Regions from separate parts of the Homo sapiens genome. Here region 1 is linked to region 2. A link is a loop called in an ENCODE intact Hi-C map of the cell type or tissue named here. Cell type or tissue: ovary. All regions are shown on one strand. Links, peaks and the distances in the headings refer to the core of each region. The heading gives the core; the rest is flanking DNA.

Region 1 (4,393 bases), core at 303-4,302, 110 kb after region 2:
GAGATTATGCCACTGCACTCCAGCCTGGGCAACAGAGTGAGAGTCTCAAAAAAAAAAAAAAAACTTTTTAATTTTTCCTAATACCTCGGCTGCTATTCATTCAACAATTACTTTTTAAGTACCTACCATATTCTGGACATCTTCTAGGCATGGGGAAACAGCAGGGAACAAAACAGACAAAAATTCTGCACTGTCACACTGACATTATGGTAGAGAAAACAAAAAGAAACAAGAAAATGAATGAAATACTAGTATATTAGAAGGTGATAAATGCTATGGAAGAAAATAAAGAGCAGGAAAGGAAGACAAGAAGTGCTGGTGGAGGGAGTTTGCAGTGGGGCGGGGGTTGCCATTAAGGTAGAGGAGCCAGGGAAGGCACCACTGGGAAGGTGACATTGAAGCAAAGACTTGAAGAGGTTAGAGAATCAGCTGTGTCGGCATGTGGGGGAGAGGAGTCCAGGTGTAGAAACCACTCACCAAGGGAAACCTCCGGCAGGAGGACTGTGTGAGGTCTGTTCAGAGAACAGCAAGGAGACCAGCCTGGTAGGTAGGACACTGAGACCACTCTTTACACCCAGGAAGAACTGGCTTTTCCTGTTAGCTCGTTTGGTTAATTGTCTTGCTTAGGAGGTCAAGGTCACAGGTGTGACTTTTGTTTTGAGACTTTTGTTTTCCAACAAAAGTCATCTTGCAAGGACAGAAGAGATGGTCACATTAATAGATTAATTATCACAAATCTGTCCTTGGAGCTGGTCTGGAGCCTGACTCTACAGTCAACTACCTATTTACACTTACACATATCATCACCCTTTCTAAGCCTCAGTTTTCTCCTTTGAAAATGGGGGACCCACTTAGTAATACCCTATGAGATTGGACTTATGTATTGTATAAAGCACTCTGTAACTGTGATCTGCTGTAGAAAGTTTTCATTGTTGTTATTATTATACCCTAAAAGTAACTCAGGGTCTATGTCCAGCTCATGTTGGGTCTGTAAAGCCATTTTAGTAGACAAAGCTCATTTCTTAGCTCTGTTTGCTAGGTTGCAGAGACGATTTTTACTTATGTGTTATAGCAATCTTATTATTTTGGGTGGGAAAAGATTTCATGAGGCTCTCACCAGCCCCTCTGACCTTTGGCTGGATCTGTCAGGCCATTTCCCAAACCTGAGATGATCCTACTATCCCCACCCTCCCCCCACCCACCTCCACCCCACCTCTGCTTTTGTCTCTGCCTCACTGGAGAGAGCTGCACATCTGTGCTAATGGCCTCTATTCCTAAATCACACAGTGTGACCTAGGTGCTCAATGCTGCCAAACAATTTTCATCCTTTGGTTAAGCCCTTGTTTGCTTCCTGCACTGGGAGCTCCAAACCAACTCCACCCTCCCCAAGTCCCCAGCCCCACCTCGCCTCTCTTTGCTCGCAGTAGATGGCTCGTCTTCAGCTGCACTAGAGAAGCCAGCTCAAAAATATGAACTTCTTCCTGCCTGGAAATTCCTTAACCAGAACTCAGTCTACCCTTGGCTCTGCCCATCTCTTCTAGGGCCAGAGCCAATAACATCTCTCTTGTGGAGAGGATGGTTTCTTTCTACACTGCTTACCATATTACTCTTTCTATAGAAATAATCCAAGTGATCCCAAAAGATTTATGGATAAAGAAGGTGATTGCTGTCCTGTTGATCACAGCATAAACTGGGAAGCTACCATATGTTCAACAAAAGGGGACTGGTTAAACTGATCATGGTACAGCCATGCAGTGGCAAGGAGGGCTTTATCAATAGTACAATCCCAATTTTCTTAGAAGCAAAATGAAATCAGCAACAACAAACACAAATATGTGCGATAGAGGAAGAAAGACTGGAAGGAAATATACAAAAATAGAAACAGTGATTATCTTCTGATGATGAGAGTATGAGGGATTTTTACTTATTCTTAGTACTTTACTCTGAAATTTCTACTATAAGCACATAGTATTTTTATAATTAGAACAACAAGCAAAAATATTAACAATATCATTTCTCCTTAGAAAAGCTGCATGTGATTCAGTTCCTCTTACTTATCCCTTTAAGTGCAGCATTTCCTGGGGTGGTGCCTGGTTGACAGCTGCACATGTAAGGACTAGAAGCAAAGAAAACCATAACCAATTAACATTACAGTGGGAACTGAGGCGTGGAGAATGGAAATGCCTCCACAGAAACGTGTTATTACTAACTTTTTTTTTCCATCATGGGACAGGTGTTTAAGGGAATGCACTAAATTTGCTCCAGATAATTTATTTTTAAAAAAATACTATGATTATTGCATTTTTCTGCTTCTCCTTTCATGGGAACTTTTAACATGGGAACTATTTGGTAATGGATGTTGCATTTTAGGTCTTTTAAATCTATTTAATGGAGGCCCTACTGTGTGCCACCACTGGTGAGACAAGGGGTTATCTGCCATTGTGTCTCAAAAGGGAATGGGGCAGCATCCCTCACTAGGGGCTTTGCAAATGTTTGGGGGAGTTTTTGATTGTCAACATGACTGAAGGAAAGGTGCTGTTGATTTAGCGGGTGAGGGCCAGTGTTGCTACACACCCTGCAATATATGGGGCAGTCCTATATAACCAAGAACGGACCCACCCCAATCCCAATGCCTGGGAGGTGAAACATGGAACCAGACAGTACAGTGCGGAAGACGCAAACTCTAATGCTCCCCTACCCTCAGGCCAGGCAAGCAGAGGCTGTAGTGAAGTGGGGACAGCGGTTTCGAGCACTGGCCAGCATCACTACGCTTAAATCCAGGGTTACTGTATCTCCTGGGCTTCCCAGCAAAGCCAGAAATCTAGATGTGGATGTAAAATTTCCTGATTAAAGAAACAAACAAACACGCACAGAATGGGCCAAACAAAACATATCTATGGGGCAGATTTGGTCTTTAGTCTCCACTTGCAACACTGCCTTAGGTAAAGACGTGGTCCCTGTCTTCATGAGAGTAATAGAACAGCACCCTTATGACTTCAAATGCAAGTCCTAGAGGGGACAAATAAGGGTTCAAATCGCAGCTCTGTCATTTATTACCTACGCTCTTGGCAAGTTCCATAAAATGTAACTGATGGTAACACTCTTTGGTTTGTGCTGAAGATGCATCTGGGGAGAGACCCCAGTGCCTGCACATGGAAAATGATTAATAATGCAGAGCTATTATTATTATTATTAAGGATATCACAGTCTAAAATAAGCATCTACTGTGTACAGCACTCTGTGCTAGGTGCTGAGGTGTAAATAAGTGTGAGAGAAAGCCCTTGACCTGGAGGTGTTTTCATTCTAGAAAAAGAGAGAAATCCTGGATGTAAATACTGTGAGCTGGTCAGATTTAAGAATATGACTGACGTCAGATACTTACTGGAGATCAGAAGCAGGCACTTCTTGGGAAGGGGGGAATCCTGCCAGGCAGAGAGGAAGGCAGGGGAACAGCCTAAGCAAAAGCAAGGAGACAGATGACAAAATCACAGCAACACATGCTTATCACAGCCAGGCACTCTCTGAGGCCTCTGTTGGGGAGAAATCTGCTGCTTGGGCATCAAACCTGCGAGGGACGCGACTTGGGGCTGAAGGGGCCCTGGAGCCAGGTCATGGGACTGCTGACTGCCAGGCCAGAGCATGGATATTTAATGTGTGGACAGGGAGTGGAAACAAGGAAGTGAGCTGTAGGGACAGTGATCTAGGATCCAAGGATGATGTGGAAGTGAAGATGGGGACAGCAGCCGTGTGGGGAGAGCACGCCTGAGGCCTGGGACTGGGTAGTGAGTGCTGAGGAGGTGCTTTGCCAGGCCTCCGGAAGAATGGAATTTGGGAGTGCTGGGGTAAGCAGTTAAAACTGACTGCCTGGGGGATCATGGGAATTTTATATAGGGAAGATAATTTGAAACTTTTGTACCCCCTCCACACTATTCTGGCTTGCTCTCTCCACCCTCTGCTAGGATGTTCATTCACTGGCATGTTTGTTTTCTCTGTTGACTACTCTTCATGGTTATAAATGCCTCTCTTTAACTATTTTTTAAATTTTTGGAAGCAACTCCTTCTCTGGAAAATTTGCTATTATTTCCCAATGTCTTTAGAAAACCTGGACTCATCCCCCACCCCTGCCTTTCTAGAACACAGATCACTGCTAGGGTTATTGATGGACTGGGTACAGCAGAACTTCCAGAGTTTTCGCCCATCTAGGCTGGCTGATAGGGAATTCCATATTGCATATGAAGGAAGGATGTGCTTAGCAAATACCATGAAACAACATTTGCAGGGGAAATTGCTAATCCACTAAAAGAACAAACTGTCTCCAAGCACTCCAACAACATTCATTTACATTCCAACAGGCAAAATGCTGTTTACACAAGAGGCGCATCTATTTTTAAAA
Region 2 (4,393 bases), core at 301-4,300:
TGATGGAACTTCCTGCCTGGGGTTCACCCTCTTCCTGTCTGAGGACCTCCCAGTACTGCTCTCCTCACATTTAAGTATGTGATATGCCTCTGTCTGTGCCCCTGAGCAATAGATTGTGCTTGCAAAGTACAGATCTATTGCTGGCCCTGTCTCCTTTCTCTTAGTTCCATTTACACTTAGGAATGTATTTTTAAACAATAGCTGTAAACTACGGCTCTTTGGTTGCCAGGGACAGAAAGTCATCTCAAACTGCTTTAGCAAAGGGGAAATCCAATGGCCCATGCAACAAAAAGATCCAGAATTAGGGCCAGCATCAGATATAAATTGATTCAGGGATAAAATAATGTGTTATCAGGACTTGGGTACTCTCCATCTCTCAGCTCTCCTCTCTGCTATGCTGGCTTCAGAGTCAGGTTTCATGTGACAGAAAAATCTCTCAGCTCTACTCTCTGCTATGCTGGCTTCAGAGTCAGGTTTCATGTGACAGAAAAATGACAGCAATTCCAGCTCTATACCTCTCAGATTTCAGGTTCAAGGGGGAAAGAGTGAGTCCCCTTCCCAGAAGTCCTAGGGAAGACCTTAAGGTATCTCATTGGCTCTGATTGATCAGATGTCCATTCCTAAACCAATCACTATGCCCAAGAGAATCTAATGCTCTGATTGGCTTAGGCCTGGGTCCTGTGCTTCACCCTGAGTTGGGGGTAAAGTTGGCTGCACTGAAATCTCATGGACTGAGAGCAGGGCATGGTGTGGGATTCCCCAAGAAACAGGGGCATGGGTACCAGAAGAGAGTGGACGGGTGCTGATGGAGTAAGGTCACTTAAATAAGAAAGCTTAAACATTCATAATCTAGCCATTCGTGGAAAAGCACCTCTAGGGGCAGTACCAATGTGAAGTTTTCATCATTCTTTTGGCTGCCCCATGATCCCTTTCCATATGTGTTTGGTATAATCACCACTGCCAGGGCCATACAGTCCTATTAGTAAAGCGTCTTCCCTTGAGTTCTTCTCCTGACACCAGCTCTAATACCAGTGTCTTCCCTCCAGAGCCTGATTATAGACACAGTTTGGGATGGGTTGGGGGAAGTATATTTCTGATAAAGTGATGTTTCCACTTCACACATATGACTAATAGGGAACTTGGCCAGGAATAACTTTTTATACAGTTTTGGAAACCCTGGCCTAAACCATAAATCATAAGATGAAGCTCGATCCTTGTCTTTTAACTTAAAACTCAATATCCTGCCTGAAGGGCAGAGCAACAGAGGAGCCTGAGATAGAGTACCCAATGGCGTCATCCCACTGGGATAGCCCCCAGGCCTGTGACGAGGTCACCTTCCCATGGCATTGCCCTCCGGGGCCAGGCAGAAAGCCTGAGCTTGGCCCCTCACTCCATTCTCCTTGCTGTCTTGCCAACAAAAGCCTTAAAAGTCATGGAAACATCTCTGGTTTTCTAAGTCAAGAGATTCCAACAACAGAGGTCAAAGAGTCACATGGGAGTATGTGAAAGGGCAGATATATCTGGGCAGGAAGATGCTTACCCTTGGTGCATTATGTGAGTAGGGGAAGAAAGGGGCTGAAAGGACAGAAGGAACATGGCAGGGCTTAGGGCTCTCAGGAGAGAGAAATAGGAGTGGGGCACATTGGCAGAAGAGGCTGAGAAGAGGAGTTTCTCTCCCTGGTTGAGAATCCAGGGCATTTTTGTCATGGATTTCCATTAGGAGTCACATCCAGAAAACTGCCAAGCTTCTGACCCAGGAGATAGAGGATAAGAGGGCACAAGATGGCCCAGAGGATGAGTGGACACATTGATAGTTGAGTGGTAAAGGCTCAGGAGTAAGGATTGGGGTTGGAGCAGCAAATAAGCACATATGAACCCAATGTGATCAAATGCTAGCATGACAGAGTAGGTGGGAGATTCACTGGCAGCAAATAGGTATCCCGGGGTGAGGAAAGAGGGAATTGTGCTCTCTTTTCCAGCAGGGAGAGCTGTATTCCTCCATCTTGGCAGAAATTCCAGCTTTCACAGGGCCCAGATCTTTGGGGAAACTTGTTTTGCCCTATATCAGCTAAAAATAGTCGGGTGAAATGCGACTGACCAGAGAACCTTTAACCTCTTTCAGATTTAGCTTTTGGACAAAGTTAAGAGACTCTCTTCTGAGCTTATTTTGGTAAGAATATCATTGTGGGCGGGGGTGGATGTGGTGGGGAGAAGCTCTGTAAGGGCAGAGGTTAAAAGGTGCCACATTTTCTTAGTTTGAATCAGTAGGAATCATCCTTGGTGGTTGGGGGACTCTAAGATTATGTAGAAAAGAGATAGGGGAAAGGTGTCAGAAAGAATGTAACTACAGCCTCCTAGAGTAGTCTTTGCTAAAAAATTATGTTGACAATAAGTGATAGAATTGACTGCCTCTCTAGCTAATAAAATAACAGCAACAACAATGCTTATTTTTTCTTACTCCTGTTTGGGCAGGATTTGGGCAGATTACCTGAGGTCCAAATTCCCTGGTGGACATAAACAGGAAAACCTTGAAGCTTATTGCTAGCGTATTCTAGCACCAAAGCAATACCCTCAATGGTTAGAGTCTGTCTTAATAATAATCAGAATAACACATTTATCAAGTGCTTATAATGCACCTGATGCTAAATTTAATGTTTCACAAATATAATCACATAAAATCCTGACAAAGAATTTGTGAGAGGGGACTACTGCTCCCATTTTACAGAAGAGAAAGCAGAGGCTCAGAGAAGTTCAGTAACTATAGCTGGAAAGCGGTGGAAATCAAGTTCAATCCTGGTTAGTTAGACCACAAATTCCGTGCCTTTAACTCTTATGCTATTCTCACCAACACCTACACTCCCTCCCACGTCTAGCACTGTTAGGCCTAAGTCTTTAGGCAATGACTCAAAATATGAGTGTATTGGTCAGCGTTCTGGCAGGAGACAGACGGCACACTCAAATGGGGTAATTGAGCAGAATTTAGAAATGTCACTACTTACAAGTTATGCGTAAAGCTAAAGGAAGCTAACAAGGAAAGATGAAGCCCTCCAGGGCTAGCAGCGGGGGGAGCCTGAAGGGTAAAGGGGGCGAAGTGAAAGAGAAAGTATCTGGAGGAGAGAGCCATTCATCAGGGGCTATGGCCTTAGATACAGGGGCAGTGGAGAGACACAGCCAAGCAAGGGCCCATTACAGTAGAACCAGGAGGATAAATAAATATCTTGACCTTGTCCCACCCATCTCTCTCTCTCTCTCTCTCTCTCTTTGTTTTTGAGATGGAGTCTCACTCTGTCACCCAGGCTGGAGCACAGTGGCTAGATCTCAACTCACTGCAACCTCAACCCTGCTGGTTTCAAGCAACTCTCCTGCCTCAGCCTCCTGAGTAGCTGGGATTATAGGTGCGCACCACCACGCCTAGCTAATTTTTTGTATTTTTAGTAGAGATAGAATTTCACCATGTTGGCCAGGCTGGTCTCAAACTCCGGACCTCAGGTGATCCACCCACCTTGGCTTCCCACAGTGCTGGGATTACAGGGGTGACCCACCACGCCTGGCCCCACCCTCCTGTCTCTTGCTGGTGCCTCCCACTGGCAGAACCCAACTGAAGCCAGAGGGCAAGGGTGCCCAGTAATGCGGTCCACAAGGTCAGCTTCCTGGGGTACAGAGCAGTGGGGAGGAGGATGGGGTGGCTGTGGAGGGGCAAATGGAGATGCCCAGCATAATGAATTAACACGTACAGCTGTCTGAAGGCTTCTGCTTTGAACTCAGGGTTAATTTCTCTCATCTACAAGGAAAGGGATGGCTTATGAAGGCTTAGGAAAGAAAGTGATGATCGTTAGGAATCAGCATGGATTTACCAAGAAAAAAGATGACTACTCACTGTACTTTTTTGGAGGGAGGAGACAGGATTCCTAAGTTGGTAGCACATGGCATTGTGGTAGGCAGCAGAGCAGACAGCTCATGGCTCTCTTGAGAACAAGGAGGGCTGGAGACAGTGTCACTGGGACAGCTGGGGATGTGCTGAGTGGCCCTAAAGCTGCTAACAAACAGATGGATGTCAGCCTGCTGGGTGGTTCCATCCGTGTCCCAGAATCTCCCATGACCGTTCTGTTTCAACAGTTCTATTAGAGACTAGGAAGAACTTTCAGAGGCAGCTGACATCTTGGATAACAGAATTAGAATCTCCTAAGATCCCAAAACAGTTTGGATTCATGGTGGCTGAATGTAACAAGATGAAATATAATAGGATTAATGTACATCTGGAACCTTGGGGCTAAACAAATGGAATTTTATACATGCCCGGGATGGGGCAGGTGTGAAAGACTCAGGGGTGTGTGTTGACTGTAAAGTCGACGTGAATCAACCTGAACAGTTACCAAGAAAATTGGTGTCATCT

What was found. A loop is a pair of places that touch in the nucleus more often than their neighbours do. Peaks named below come from ENCODE experiments on the same cell type or tissue, not always from the same donor. Only the 100,000 strongest peaks of a DNase experiment are listed, where the experiment ranks them.
Region 1: it touches region 2 in a loop (2.5-fold over the local background); 16 of 110 quality-filtered maps call a loop at or near these places.

The regions. Positions count from the first base shown.
Region 1 is chr14:68,550,525-68,554,917 of GRCh38, reverse strand. It overlaps a transcript of RAD51B not described here. Among named protein-coding and RNA genes, the nearest start is that of RAD51B-AS1, 130 kb to the left of the region's middle. RefSeq lists enhancers at 3,084-3,604, 3,605-4,125. In ovary, for the core only: no CTCF peak of the experiment used is centred there; a DNase peak (open chromatin) is centred at 2,086; H3K27ac peaks cover 848 bases.
Region 2 is chr14:68,662,179-68,666,571 of GRCh38, reverse strand. All of the region lies in intron 2 of RAD51B-AS1 (RAD51B antisense RNA 1), which reads left to right. It also overlaps a transcript of RAD51B not described here. Among named protein-coding and RNA genes, the nearest start is that of RAD51B-AS1, 21 kb to the left of the region's middle. RefSeq lists an enhancer at 3,001-3,190. In ovary, for the core only: a CTCF peak has its summit at 2,560; no DNase peak of the experiment used is centred there; H3K27ac peaks cover 3,174 bases.